Regions from separate parts of the Mus musculus genome. Here region 1 is linked to region 2. A link is a loop called in an ENCODE intact Hi-C map of the cell type or tissue named here. Cell type or tissue: left cerebral cortex. All regions are shown on one strand.

The links. Hi-C counts contacts between places; a loop is a spot of excess contacts. Peaks named below come from ENCODE experiments on the same cell type or tissue, not always from the same donor. Only the 100,000 strongest peaks of a DNase experiment are listed, where the experiment ranks them.
Region 1: a loop joins it to region 2, with 2.6 times the contacts of the local background. A loop is called at or near these places in 3 of 42 quality-filtered maps.

The regions. Positions count from the first base shown.
Region 1 is chr15:52,995,389-53,003,388 of GRCm38, forward strand. No RefSeq gene overlaps it. Among named protein-coding and RNA genes, the nearest start is that of Gm41323, 66 kb to the left of the region's middle. In left cerebral cortex, no CTCF peak of the experiment used is centred here; DNase peaks (open chromatin) are centred at 3,853, 4,564, 5,267, 5,646 and 1 more place; H3K27ac peaks cover 3,645 bases.
Region 2 is chr15:53,099,941-53,107,940 of GRCm38, forward strand. Ext1 (exostosin glycosyltransferase 1) reads right to left here. Exons shown (of 11, transcript NM_010162.2): 2 at 7,538-7,631; 3 at 6,087-6,194; 4 at 1,745-1,864. Among named protein-coding and RNA genes, the nearest start is that of Gm41323, 170 kb to the left of the region's middle. In left cerebral cortex, no CTCF peak of the experiment used is centred here; DNase peaks (open chromatin) are centred at 4,237 and 7,489; H3K27ac peaks cover 1,024 bases.

The DNA of each region.
Region 1 (8,000 bases), 100 kb before region 2:
CCTGTCCCAATACAAAGAGCAGCCTTGCACTGCCTGCACAGCATCCCTGAGTGCCTCGGAACTTCAGTCCAGGTGACATGGTGAAGAGCATAGAGCCAGGACAGCAGACTTTGATCCCAACCTGGTAAGCAGCAAGTTCTTTAGATCTGTTAGTCATGACTTCCAAAAAAGTGGTCTCAGCACAGGATCGCAAACTTCAGATGATTCATTTAGGTGGCAATGTCTCAACTCCACAGTGGCTGTTCTCATTAGCAGCATTTATTTTTATTTATCTGTATATGTGTCTGTGGGTATATGCTTTATGTGTGCAGGCATCCATACATGCCAGAAAAGGGCACAGGATCCCATGGAGCCGGAGTTACACACGGTTATATGCTGCCAGACATGGATGTTGGGAGCTGAACTCTGATCCCTTGGAAGAGTATCAAGTGCTCTTAACTGCTGAGCCTTCTCACTAGCCCCAGAGATGAATTTATTAAGCAACTTTGCTGCAGGAGAGGTTATTCATTCCTTTCTCAGGACAACGCAATAGAAAGGATAATGACATTCACAAGGAAATGGTGGATGTCAAGATCTCTTCCATTCTCTTCTTATACCTCAATGCATAAAGTCCTCTCAAGAACCGCAGAGAGGAAGTCCAGAAGTTAGTGAGGAAATTGAGGAGCAGAGTTTACTCAGTGGTGTTTCTATTTTACAAGCTCTCTCTCTCTCGCTCTCTCTCTCTCTCAGACACACACACACATGTTTATTTTAGACAATATATTCTTATAAATCCCAAGCAGGCCTCAGAGTTTTGAGTTCTAATTCTCCTCCCTTACCCTACTGAGTGCTGGGTTTACAGGCCTGAATGTACCACCATACCCAGCTTAGTAATAGCTTTATTATTGAAAGTATAATTCATGAAATATAAAATTCATTTTTAAAAAAATACACAATTTAATGATTTTTTTTTGTATAGTCATAGTGTTGTGGCCAATATCTCAATCGATTTTAGAACACTACATCATACCTAAAAGAAAGTCCATATTCATTACAGCCTCTGTATTCCCAGGCCTATGTAGTCACTAGTCTACTTTCTGTCTCTCTAAACTTGCCTTTTGGGGAGATTCGGTATATATAATTCATGGTCTCTCATGACTGGCTTCTTTCACTTTGTTTTCAAGGGTCACTCATAGCTTATAGTAGAATGTCATTTTTTTATTGCCAAACAAGTCCCAATCCTGACCACTCTACTGTGCTTCTCTGTAAGGCTTATATCATCATCATTTTACACATGAGAAAACAAAGATCCTGCAAAGTGAAATGTTTTCCCAAAGTCTCCCAATCAGCCAAAGGCAGATGTAGAATCTGCTGTCCCCCAATCCACTCAAGGCCTATTGAGTTGCCTCTAATATGTCTTTCCTTAATTAGCCTCAAGGTTCCTAGTATCTTTCTTTTTATTTTTATATAAATCAACACGTTACTCGGTGAGAAAAATGGACCTTAGGCTGGAGTTCAGAAGCTCTTTGTGTGACTTAATATAAAAGAGCTCAACATGAAGTCTTTAGTTTCCTCTCTCGTAAAGGAAGACTAATGGCAACTGCATCGTAGAGTCAGGAGACACTACAGATGCCATGCATTGGCCAGGTAGCTACTCTGTAAGGGCTGCACCAATGACAGCATTCTTCAAGATCAGGGCTTGAGGCAGAGCCACAACAACAGAAGAGGTTTAACTAACGGGAGAAAGAAGAAGGAGACAAAATTATGGCTATGACAGAATGTTGCAAGTGTGCTCATGCCCCTGTCTCTAGAAGCAGCACCATGGCACATTTGAAAGCACAATTTAATCATGTTCACATCTGTAAACACTAAGGGAATATGACATTCTTCCCTTCCTTTTGTCCACCCATGAGTGCCCTTGAGTAATCTGTTTATTTTCTTCTGTAAATCATTTGATGTAAAAAAAAAAAAAAAGATAAACTTTCAGTAGGGGTGGAGACTGCTGTACACTTCCTGGGAAGCCTAAATAGGCTAAAACGGTAACCTCAGGACAAGCATGCCAGTTACATATTCCACCAGATTTATTTCCGCATTCCTGTTCATGCAATTAGAGAAGATAAGTATTAGGTTCAGAATTCACAGTAGGCTTCTGCGTTTTGAAATGAAATCATTTATAATTAATTGAAAATTGTCTTGCTTAAAAGTAATGCAAGCCTATTTTTAAGATCTTACTAGCAGTCCTTCTATTAATTTGAAAAATGCAGATATAAAATATGGGAATAAGAAAAGACAACAATTAAAGCATGCTCTTTTTAAAGGGGGAGTGAAGGGGAGGAGTATTCATATTATAGGGACTAAAAGGGCCAGTAATTTCAAACATTAAGTAGACTTTTTCCTTTTTCAAATAAAGCTTTTATTCTTTAATGCAAGGGGTATACACCTATAGGTAAAATACAATCCCTATCTTGTTGCTTTTGAAAAGTCCATTCATTGTCAAAACAAACTAAAAACAAACAAACACAAAAGTTGTTTGTATAGTAGGAACAAAGGGATCTGATAAAATCATTTTTAGGTAATATAGACATTTTTAGATAGTGCATTTAGATAGTATAGGCCATTTGTGAAAACTACTCATGTTGAACACAAGTCATCAATGCACCCAGCATGACCACTTTTTATGTTACTATCAAATGTTTATATTTTGGAAAGTGAGGGTGAGAGAAAGAGCACTTCAGCCAAGGCTTTTGGCTACTTAAAGATCATGCCTGCATTAATTCAAGGAATAATTCATGAGCACCTATAGCAATGAACACAAGAACCAAGTGTCTTGAGAGCTGTATTCTGGGGTCATTGAAATCTGGTGGTAGGAAATCTCACTTTGGTGGCCATGGACAAAGCATGAGTCCACAACTTCAGTCACTTCCCCAAACAAAGCCTGCATGACAGTATCTGAAATTTGTGTCCCTTCTCCCCTCTAGTTGTCTGGGATGGGGCCATAGGACTGATTCAGTCCTAGAGAACAGTAGGGAGTACAGAGCCTTATCTTCTTGGAATGTTTGTTTTAGGGACTCAGACCTGACCTGTATCTCAAGCACTGTGTTGGAAGAATTCCAAACCAGCCATGTACAGGAGAATCAGGACCCTCACTGAGTGTTCTAGCTGTGGGTTCTGCACTAACAGGCAATAACAATTTGTCAGCCATCTTAGCTAAGTGAGTCAGCTGGGTACAAGAGCGATTTTGCTGGCTCTTTGGAAACTCCCATGACAAGCAACACTGGCCAATGCTACTTGCTACTTGAAGTTGAGAGAAGTAAACATAAATTCATTCTCTCTCTCTCTCTCTCTCTCTCTCTCTCTCTCTCTCTCTCTCTCTCTCTCTCTCTCTCTCCCTCAGAGAAACTGAGGCTAGGACTATCTACTGACTACTGCTCTATGTGTCTTTTCAAGTTAGGAAAGCTTTGAATAGCAGAATCTCTACTTATTGCAACATATCCTGTGTTTTCTTACATATTAGGAGTAATGACTACAAAAAGAAAAATGAAAAGACAGAAGAGGTGCATGGAGGTGGATTTCATGAGGGAGACAGAGGTCGGCCTTCGCAGTTGCTGCTGCTTCTAACCCTCCCTTGTGGCTCTCCTCTAGCTGATAATAACCATTCATTTTGAAACCTGTCAGCCACCCTAAATCATGAGTGCTTGATAAAAGGGATCCTCTTCTAGGTACATTTGCAGCTCCATTTTGTGGAGTACTGGCAAGTGCCTTGTTTTTGTGACTGAGGGTGAATGAGCGAATGTCCTGATTTCTGTGGTCCTCTTAGTTGCTGTCATCTCTACTCTGTGTCCAAATCCCTTGTTCTACCTCTTCATATTCAATGGGTCATAAATCATGATGTCACAAGAAGGCGTAGAGAAAATTGCCTTTGGCCAAGGTACAGAATCCCAAATCCATGAATCCTGCCCTCCCACAAACTCCCTTTTTAAGAATCCCAAGTTATATGTAGAACAAAAACATAAAAAGTATGTGACTATTGCATAAGAACTCCACTCCAGTTATCAGTCTCCATCTTCAGCCCTGAAACTGGAGATGACTCGGAGGGCTCTGTCTAGGCCAAAAAAAGAAAAAGGTCACTTAATGAGCATCTCTTCTTTCCCCACTGGATCCATAGGTGCAGCAAAGTAAAATGAGTCCATGAAACTCACACTCAAAGGACACAAGCTCCAAAGAAGACATTTGCTATTTCAGGGGTGCCTCGTGTCAAGTACAGGGCATTCTTAGAACAGAGCATGGAACAGAAAGAGGCTCAAATGTTGCCAAAGGACTCTAGGGAAACTGCTTCCTCACAGCATCTAGGGGTTTTTAACCTTTTCTTATTAGCAAAGATGCTTGAATCTCTTGTCCGATGGCATACTAAATGATATTGACCTATTAGTATTTATCTGTCCAGGTAAAGTTGGAGTTGGGAATAGGATCAGAGCTTCATCCAGAGCCAAAATTGGCTTTGAAGTCACAGATACTGAAGATTTGGTCATGCTGAGACTCACTGACTTGTTTTCATCTGTAGCACCACTGCTCTACGGATCCCAGCTTTCCTGTCACGACTTTGGTGCCATCTGTTTTCCCTTGGCACTTGTCATACATGCTCCATAGCTCTCTGCCTTAAGTTTTTGTTGGTTCTGTCTTAAACACAGAGACCAGGTCTTTTACTCTGATCAATCTTGAGAGCTCCATGTATGACCACCCACTCTCCAGTTTTCTCTGCTGGAAGGTACAGATCAATCTATCCATACTTCCATATACACATATAATCAAAATCCCATACACCTCTTTGATGTTTTGACTCAGAACACAATGATCTTTGTCATTCTATGTTTCATACCTTTAATATCAATTGGAAGTATCTTTGATATAATATGAAAGTTTTCAAAGATGTAAGCCTTTCAGAGAAGAGGTGGAGGGGCTTCCCCTTACACTTTGCACCTCCCCATTTCAATCAGTTTTGCTAGAATAGTCATCTAAAACACTGAGACATGGTGTTCACTCTGAGGCCCTCCCTTCATCGCTGCTTTAGTCTCCTATCTTTAGAGCACGCACTGACAGCTCCCAAGACTGAACATGAGTTCATACCTAATGCCAAGCAAAGTCAGAATCAAGTATATCCATCACTCAACTAAAAGCACACTGGAACGGAGGACACGGTCAACCAGAGAGCATCTCTGAGCAGGGGTTGCTCTGGCGGGTATCTGATGGAGACACTGCTTTGTCATGCTTCTAAAGAGAATATAAGCAGACAGCCTCACAGTCTCGCAGGGAGAAATACTTCCAATTCTAGGAGTCAGCGCAGAGGAAAGACAAAGCAGACCACCCACAGCAACGATGCTATGTTATAATCCCCTCATCTGTCACCAGCATTCATACATTGACCTTGCCTTTAGCCTTCCTGGAGCTGGATCAGGTGCTCCATGCTACAGTTGGTGGAAACAGATATCACATGTCTATTCACTCACAGTAAGTCATGTAGCCTGAGAACTCCTGAAATGGTCTCTCCTTGATTTCTCAATCACCAGTGCACATAACTTCTCCAAATCAAAGCACCAGTAACAAAAGCCAGCCACGGGAGTCGAGTCAGGAGTTAGAGTGAGGCTGGGACTTCTGCCCTTTCCTCTTCATTTCCACTTTGTTTTATAAGCTAATGAGTGCATAATTTCCTTTGCCAGGATCTTCTGAAGGGTGTTTTGATTTTGGGTTAAGTTACCAAGGAGATTCTGAAACAGAAGGTGAACAAATCCTTTACTCACGGACACAAGGAAAGCTTGGGATAGTCCTCATTTGCTCCATCAGCCCCACTTCTCATATTTATATTTGAACTGCCATAGCCTGGGTTCTCATGGAGAAGAAGGACACTGGAATGTGCAGTAATGAGATAGACCTCTTCCTTCTAAAGCAAAGCAATCTACCTGTCCCATAAAGCTGACTGTGCTGCTAAAACATAGTGGCGGGGAAAGATGCCAAAATAAATCATTCACGAGATTTAAAGATGCTCCCCAAAGGAAGTGCTCTCTCATGAGGATAGTTAGAATATCTACCTGCCATTGAAGGATATGCAAGCCGCCCCTTACACCAATGTGAGCCTCTTGTAACCAGGGAGGGTCACAGAGATTCAATTCCATAAAAAGCAGCTTGTAAAAATAAAATTCAATTCTTGGCTTGTGTTGCAACACTTCCTCTGTTCCAAACTTAATACTGGAGCCACCCACAGGACCGCTGTCACAGCCAAATACAGTAGGGAATCAAGTCTTCTCACAGGAGGCCATCAAGAAGAGCCCCACTGCCAGCATCAGGTAACAGTACAAACAGGCTGTGGAGGCCCCAGAGCAGGATCGCTGTGTTTGCCTCATCTTGACAAGCCAGAGATGCTCTACAGGCCTTCTCAAAGTATTATTCATAAATATAATACTGTAGACCACAGAGACAGCTATTCCCTGGCACTCAGAACTTCTGACTCTGGAGGAAGCAATTCTCAGTTTGCCAGACTCTGTGAACCCAAAATGATGACCACAGAGAAAAAGACCTCTCATGTGATCTCTGTCTAACCCATAGTACTCATTCAGTTGCCGTGATGTATTTGCTCTCCTGTATAATTTACTAATGTTATCCAAATATAATTCTTCTCTTCTCAGCTAGACAGTAAATTATATGACGTCAGATACCGTCCAGCCCCAGACATCAACTTTAAGCTATTAGAACCAACCTCCTTAAACAAACTTCACATCATTTGCCTTCAAAGAGAGAACTGTATTCCAATATGTTGCATCATTCATGCCACAGTCATGATTCATTTGCTCTAATTTATATCATTTCTTGCTCCCTGAGCTGTTTTTCTCTTTTAATATTTCTCAATCTTCCTTCTTGTAAATGATCTAGTCTTGCTTCTTATATTAGCCTTGAACATGAGAATTTTCCGAGCATCTAACAAGAGAGCTGGCTCTGAAGACAAACATCCTGAATCTAAATCCTAATACCATTATGATGGTTTGTATATTCTTGGGCCAGGAGTGCCACTATTATGAGGTATGGCATTGTTGGAATAGGTGTGTAACTGGGGACATGGGCTTTAATACCCTAGTCCTAGCTGCCTGGAAGCCAGTCTTCTAGTAGCTTTCAGACAAAGATGTAGAACTTTCAGCTCCTCTTGCACCATATCTGCCTAGATACTGCTATGCTTCTGCCTTGATGATAATGGACTGAACCTCTGAACCTGTAAGCCAGCCCCAATTATATATTGTCTTTAAAAGAGTTGCCTTGGGCATGGTATTTGTCCATAGCAGTAAACCCTAATGATAACAAACACCATTTATCAACAAAGTGATCCTAGGAAAGTTATTTTAGTTTATGTAACCTTAGTTTTCTCAGCAATAAAATGATATCCATAACAGCACCTATTTTCTTGAATTGAGCAGATAAAATGGCTTTTTAAGCAAGACAATCTGAGTAATACCCAATACTATAGATGTGTTCAATAATTATCATAAGTTGAACAATTTTTGGCCCTTCACTGGCCATGTGGATGCTTTAATGTTTAGTGGACGTAACAATATTCAGTGTAGCTTGTCTCCCAGATAGTTTACACATGATAATCTACTCCAGGATTACTCCAAAAGATGGAAGAGACCACCTCCTCTTCTCTTACACAAACAGGACATCCTCTGCCTGATACAGAGAAAGTTTAGTGTGAACATCGTCTCATCTGGTGATTGATTTCTTGTGGGTCCCAGATTTATTAAATGGAGCACCACAGAGCTTTAGTAAAATTAAACACAAAAGAGTCTTCTTTTCCCCTATAGATTGATTTTCTATCAAAGAAACACCTAACTTGTGCTTCTCTGCACACTTAACACTTACAAGTATGCCATAACATTTCCTATACATCCAATCATGGTCTCCACCCTTGAGTGGACAGCAACTAGGACTTTTTTTTTTTTAGTATCATTATTTTGCCTCTTTTTTTTACTAGATATTTTCTT
Region 2 (8,000 bases):
GAAAGAAAATAAATGAAGAAAAAAAGGCTACCTTTTTAATACAGAACATGATTAAAAGCCAATAGTCTAAGCAGTTAGACGGTATGATATATTAAAAAAAATGATTGCAGTAAAATATGTGTATGTGTCTGTATGTGTACAGATAAACTATACATTAGAAGGCCAAGGCTCTGTCTAAATGTAGCCAGCAGAGAAGCCACAGACACTGAGACGGGTATAACACAAACAGAGCAAAATGAGTGTGAACAGCTGAGGGGGAATGCTTAGGACAAAAAACTAATATTTCAAATATTCTAAAAACTGCAAGTGTCAAAAATGTTGTGGCAGTTTCTTTTGTTTATCTGTGGGCTTCCTGAGCAAGAGACAGATAAAATCCAGTTAGTTTTGCTAACATTCTAAGAAGTAAAAGGCTAGAAAATGATTTATTATTTTTAAAGAAAAAAAAAATCTCCTATCTCACTCAGAAACAAAAGCAAAAAGGAATGGAAAATAACTTAGATAGACCTGTTTACCTAGCCGCAGGATGTACACCGGGCATAAAAATCCTGGTGACTGGTTGCCTAGAGCTAAGACCTGGAGCTGAAGTTAGGCTGGTGTGGAAAAATTTCCACTGTGCTTTGTCTAACACTCATGCTGACCCTCCCTCCCCTCAACAAGAACACAGCATGATCATGTCAATGGAGCAGGTGACTTCAGTTTCCACGGTATTACTTGGTTGTTTTGTATTTATTCAAGATTATATTAGCTTTCAGAGTGATTGTTAACTTCCGAAGGAAATACTCTCCAAGTGTGTAGTAGATTGTCCTGCCCCATTCTCCAAGTTCCAGGGTCACCTCAGGAGACAATCTGATCACTCCCCTGCTCATAGGCAGGAAACTCATGAGTGTGCAGTTTTCTGTGAGCTTTCTTAGCTCTTTGCAAAGCTCTGCATAGCCCGAGGCCATTGCTATCTGCTCTACTTCCTGTGGTTTTAATCATTTTCATGATTTTCTATTTTGCTATTGCCTTAAACCAGGCAATTTAAAAGAATGAGACATGGCTCAGTGTATGTGGAGTGCTTTCTCAATACAACTCCCCTGCCCCCCAACACACACACACACACACACACACACACACACACAGACAGAATAAAGCAACTTGAAGATGTTTATCCACTCATGAGCCAGAGTTTCTACTTTTATAAAGATTAACATTTTCAACACCAGTAGGATACAACCATGACAGAAGTTTTCTTCTTACCACAACCTTACAACATGGGGTTGGCTGGTTCAGTTGTTTGTGTCTTCAGAAGCAATTCTGCTGTCTCTTAAAGTGCTGTGCCCTATGGTGGCCCCTGAACTGTTCATAGTTTAAGAATGGTGGAGGATAGTTTCCTTACTTGATCAGTATCTTTTTTTCTCAATTTACTCCAGAAATATGTCTTCAAAGGATACCACTGAGTTTGAGTGACAGGAAGATAGTCATTACCCACATTACCTCTGAAATTATGCCAGACAAATCACTTTGTCCAGGGTACAACTTCTCTCCATGTCACTTCTACTATGAGAATTTGTCAGGAATGAGGGCATTTGCTTAAGACTGGTAAAACAGATGTGGGGTTGCAGGATGAGCTGTCACTAAACTATGCAAGGACAGGAAATTTGGTTTTGTCCTACTTGACTAAGTACACAACCCAACAGTAAAAAAAGAGGTTGCAATAAAAGAACTATTATTCAAAGATCATGAGTGGAATGGTCTCACTTACCTCTAGTGTAGTTAATACAATCTTCTCAACTGAAGAAAAATAAGCCTCCCACAAGAACTGTGTCTGCTGTCTAAGTGCTAGGATTTTATCCTGATGAATAGACCTGATTGTAGAAGGAATCTGTAACATAAGGGGAACACATAGTAATTATAACTGCAAAACAGAGAGATGAGCTTGATCAAAACAACTCAGTGGGTTGCACTTTTGTTCTTCATAGCATTCATTTTCTAGAAAACAGGTCTATTAAAAAATCATCACCCAGGCTGAAATGATGGCTAAGCCAGTAAAGGCTAGGCTCACCACCAAAGTCACCAACTGCTAAGTAAAAATGTCCCCAAGAAACATCAGAACAAACAACAGGTCTAGGAAAGCAACCTCAACAGCATTCAAATGCATGGAGACTGTGCACTGGCCTAGCTCAGCTCTAAGATTCTGTGGTAGCAGGTTAGTTGTATAGGGGACTCCTACAGTCCTAAGTCCCGTTCCCTCTTCCTCCTCTTCCTTCTCCTCTTCCTCCTCAAGTCCACAAAATCTTTGGTCCTGATATGGACATGAGAGGTCTTGGAGACAGTAAACAAACAGAACAACAACAACAATAAAAACCAAAAACAAAACCAACCAACCAACCAACCAACCAACCAACAAACCCTTTTCTAAGAAGTGCCACTCTAGGGACCATGAAGTATCTATAAATGTGTCTATTTAAAGACTGTTCATGAGCCTAACCACTCAACCCAAACCGATTTAGCCATGTCCACATGCACATCCTTCTTCTAGTCTCCTTTGAACCTTTTGTACACCTGAGAGCTCTCCTCTCAACTCCAGCCCTTACTCTGATTTCTCTGGATCTCTCAAACATTTCATCATAGGCTGTTCTATACCAAGTTAAATAATTTTGAAGGAAGGCCTTTCTTCCTGTTCATACTGCTATATATTTTGTGGCTAAGAGAATAGTTTTTATGCTAGCTATTCAAGAAATGAGCCTAATTGAGCATGGCCAATAGAAGCTCTCATCAGGATATTGTTATTTTTAATAGTAGCATAGCTTGATAGTAAGGTAAAGGCGTTAAGGGCATCAATGTGGGATTCTGGTTCTACTATTTACTAGATATGCTTCCTTGGATGAATTAGGTGCTCTTTTGGATTGTTCATTCATAACATGATATGGTTGGGTGCTTAGTACAGTGTCTACATATAGAAATCTTAATTATGATGGTTCATTATTACTGCTATTACCATTGTTGACACAGGGAGATGCTAGTCCAAGTTGGACCAATTTATTTTAAGTAGAGCTGGGCCAGTTGTTTACAGTCTACCTATAAATTTGTCTTAGCCCTAGTTCTAAGATGCCTTCCTTGGATTTCTGGCTAAGTTTTCCAGGCTTGCTCCCTGACTGTACGTACAGCTCAAGGGCTGTTCTATTTATGTAATCTACACTAGATTCCTGTGATTGTCAACTGCCCTGCTGTGCGCACCTTTCTGCATGCTTGCCTCCCTAATGCATGATGAATCACACAGACATGGGAGCCTGGGCTACATAAGAAATGCTCTGCCAACCACATTAATAGGAAAGTTACTCAAAATATGGGACTGCACTATAGTTGCGTTCTCATCAGAGGGAAAGGAGATGATAGCACATTGCTAAGATTCAAATTGGCCCTTAAGAAAAGCAGTGAAAAGAACAGAAGGAAAACCTGACTTGCTCTGCCAATATCTCAATGTAGATACTAAGTCTATGCTTTGAAAAGATCATAATACTGAAAAAAATACAGATGCTGAAGGTAAAGTTGAAACACTGGCAGGATCAAGGTCAATGGAAATAAAATATTCTTAGATGAGCTGAACCATTCATGACACAGATCCATGATAAGTCAAGAAAATTTATTTTTATTTGCTCAATGAGAAAATGACCTAGATTGCCGAAGAAAAACTAGGGGGGGAAAACCCTCATCCCCAATTTTTATAAGCATGTCCCTTTCAATGACAATGGCATTCTCTAAGTCATACAGATTGGCATGGCTGTTTTTATCATGGCCACGAGAAAATGCCAAAAGCTACCATGGCTATATGGTCTCCAGAAAGCCAGGTCCATGGTGCTTCTAAAGGGAGGAGGGAGGTGCATAGACTCAGCCAATGATACCACCCCGTGTCTTCCATGGCGACATCCTGTTCTCCCACTTCTAGAGTTCTACCAGTTTGTGTGGAGGATGACTTCAATTGATTGGCAGGATGGAGTTCTAAGTTCCAATGGCATTTGGCTATTGGTTATTAATCTGCCTTTCCTCAGAGACAGGTATGCGAAAGTGATGAATTAATTACGATTTGGACAGGATGATTTGGAAGTCCTAATAAAAGGTTATGTGTGGTAATAGGATCTACCAAAATAGATATAGGAAAGCCACAGTACGCTCCTCGGTGACAGGCTGACAAGAACATATGCAAATAAAAACACCAGAGCTGTTCGAAAACAGGAAATGAAAAATTGTAACATAACAAAAAACATTTCCCAGAGCACACATTTGGGCTCCGTGCCAGCTCTTTAAAACCATTGTTAACAACCGTACAGTCACTGTTCAATATGGAAGCAGCTGTGTAAAAACAGATTGCAGATGAGGAGGAAAAATACTAGCAAGTGTGGGCACAGGGGTGTGAAGAATACAATCTTTAGAGTCAAGTCAAAATGTGGCTTCAAAGAGTGAAAAAGCCAAACTTTAGTAGCCCAGGATAACCATACTTAAGTGTCATGGAATGTTCTCTACTCTAAGACAGACTCCAACTTGTTCATAGCAAGTTCAAGAATGCATTGGTTAAAAAAAAAATTGAGAACACAATGACTGATGGTTTTCATATCCAAAATTTCCTTTATGACTATGTATTATTAAAGCAACATAAAAGGAAAGAAAGACAAAGGCAGTGTGGACAAGCACCACATACCACACTGAGTGTATGACTCAGGCGTCTACTCTGTCTACATGGAGAGCTCTTTCTTAGTATGTCTTGGAGGCTGTCCCTATTGAATTATACCAGGGAATCAGTGCTATGAACACTAACCTTTCGAAATCCCCAAACCTTTCTCAGTGAACACCTATGGAATTATGTTTTGTTTAGAACAGAATAGGCTAGGGATGGAGAGATGGCTCAGCAGTTAAGAGTACTGGATACCCTTTCTACCAGGGGTTCAATTCCTAGCACCCACATGGCAACTTAAAACTACCTGTAACTCCTGTTCCAGGAGATCTGACACCTTTATCAGACATATGGAGTCAAAACACCAATGTACATAAAATAAAAAATAAACAATTTTTTAAAAGGGAGTGGAATGGGCTAAGTCCAAAGAACAGGTTCACTATTTCCAGAGTACCCATCCCCACAGGTTTGTGCTGTGGTCCCAGAGGTCCCAAGATCACACAGCTGAGAACTGAATGACAGGGAGGCTGTTGTGGCCTCGGCTGGATTGGTCCACAGTGCTCTCCATCACGGGCACATTCTCTGGGAGTTTCAGGAGATGACTGCATCCCTTCCGCAGTCCATTAGCAGACCAGCCAGGAGCACAGGAAGAAGAGCAGAAGCTCATCTAGAAACTCCTTGTCTTGGATATCAATTAATTTTGTTTTAAAAACACAAACATTGGAGAGGATCTTTCTACACAACCTTGTGGAGGTTTAACGATAAAGTATTTAATGCCATGAAAAGAAATATTAACTGTGATATAAGAGTATGTGGCAGTTTACAGAGAACCTCAAACACAACTGGGGGTGGGGTAGGGGGGGTAAGGGGATGGGGGCGGGGCTTTGGAAATCTTCATGGCCCCTTCTTGCTCATTCAATTCTCTGGGCAGGCTGAGTTCCCTTTCCTTGCACGACTGAAACTTTTATTAGGGGCCTTTCTTTTAAATACCTATCCAAGTGACAGCCCTCCTGCGGGTCCTCAGGGTTGAGTACTGCGGTAGTGGTAACACTGCGCACAGCAACAAGCCTAGAGCTTATGTCCCAGAGTCAACCAGAGTGAATGAATATAGAGCCGAGGGACCAGAGAGAGTGTCGTGTCTGAAAACGCTGGTGCTGAAGCTGGTGGGGATCCACCTCTCCCCACTCAACAAAGCTCATACACTTTATCAGCAATGGCTGTTTCCCACAATATATTCTGCGGATTTGGACAGATTTTGGGGTTGGAAAGTGAACAATATCATATTAAACGGCTTCATATTCACCATGACACAGGCAATTTTCTCCTGATAAAATTTCTTTTATGGAGCTGACCTTTTGGATTCATCTTCTTTGAAAGTTTGGATGGGGGCAGCAATAATCTGCTCTTCTGCCGAAGGCCACAGCCCCTTCCTTACCTGTAATAGCAATCTCTCATCGCCTATGACGGCAGCTTGGTTCCAATTAATCACTTCGGAGAATGGCAACTCCCATCCGTTGCTGAGCATTACAGGGACACAGGCAGCCTGAGCAAAGGAAGGATTTCATGAGTGTGAGGATACCGACAGCAGGGATACCATTCCAATCAGGAGAAGAGTAAGTACAAATTCAATCACTGGCATTGCTTATGTCACACGGGCCCCACACTGCTCAGGCTAGAAAGCAAGTAAGTGACTCAGAATTACCAGGTCACATGGGACTGCAAGCATCCCTACCTGACTTGAAGATTTTCAAGTCTCGCCTTAGAATGCTAATACCCCATTTCTATTCTAGTACATAGGTTTGGCTGACCTTACTTCCATGGGGATGAATGGCCTTGCTGCAGAAAGCTTTCACAACAACAACAACAACAAAAATCTGAGCATAAAAACCTTGAGTATACACCATTTTGTCAATGGAAGTGCCTCAGATACATCTCATCATGGTTCCCCCCAATGTCATGAGCCAGTGGGGAACAGGATGGGGTCCATCTGTCTAGGTAGAGCTTTGTGGACTTAACTGTTGTAACATCTAGCTCTCCTTTTTCTATAAGCATCTAACTCAAAACCTTGTTCCCTCCAGTGTGTAGTGCAAACTGCAGTTGTACTAGTTTCCCGTCTGCACTAGGATGTCAACAGGCTGAAGACGAAATGTAGTCGCCAAGGAAGTCTTTATTCAACCCAGAGAGCAATTTGCTCCCTATGGCACCCATGAAGCTTCCAGAATGCTAGTGAGTAGTGAAGGTACGCTTTTCAGAGCGCACAAAGCACCGGAAGTGCTCTGCCAGAGACAGGAGCTCTTCAGCCTGAGGAAAGGGTAGGACTTACGGTTCAAATGACAGGATGAAGGCGCTATGAAACACCCCTCAAATACACAGATTCAGACAAATTGTAAATTATTGCAGGAAGGAAAGAAGAAAGGAAGGAAGGAAAGAAGGAAGGAAGGTAGGTAGGTAGGTAGAGGGCATATTTCTCTTGCCATTCAAGAAGACAGGCTGCAAACCAAAAAATCCCAAAGCTGGGTGTGCTCCTGACATTGGCTGACAGGAAAAAAGGAGAGACCCCCATCTCCAAACTCAAGAGCCAATGTTAGCAATGGGATCTGCCCATCTGCCCTCTGTCTGCAAACATGTTCCTGATGAATCCAGTCTTCCCGGTGGTGAGACCGCTTACTAACTGCTCTCATGTCCAAAATCAGGGAGTCAATCTTGCTCCCAATTCTGGCTCTTCAAAACCATTTCAGATTTTCTTGGGAAGTGTTTTTAGTTCCTTAGCAAAAGCTGGGCTTATTTTTTTTTTTTTTTTTTTTGACTCTAGACAAGTATGAAAAGCTTGAAACCAGTTTGGCTCCAATCTTCAACCTGCTGCGGTAAATTTTCATAGTCTCTTACCTGCAAAGCCTCCAGGAATCTGAAGGACCCAAGCCTGCGACCACGAGGAACCAGACAGAAAGTGGCATTGTGCAGCATTTCCCGATAATCATATCTAGAACAATAAGAGGTCTGATCAGCAAGTGCAAATCCAGGAGGAAAAACGGATGATGGAGGTTCAGAGCAGAGCATCAATTTACCTTAACAATTTACCCCAAATAACTAAGCCTTGAGGAAGGGCTACTCTCACCTTCCCATTTAGTGGGGCAAGAGCTTGTTGCATGGGAAAGACAAACAGGAACAATCATGCTGTATGAAGCAATAAGGATCTCTTTTGCAAACAGTTTACAAAGGGACAGGTCTAGCCGGGTGTGGTGGCGCACGCCTTTAATCCCAGCACTCGGGAGGCAGAGGCAGGCGGATTTCTGAGTTCGAGGCCAGCCTGGTCTACAAAGTGAGCTCCAGGACAGCCAGGGCTATACAG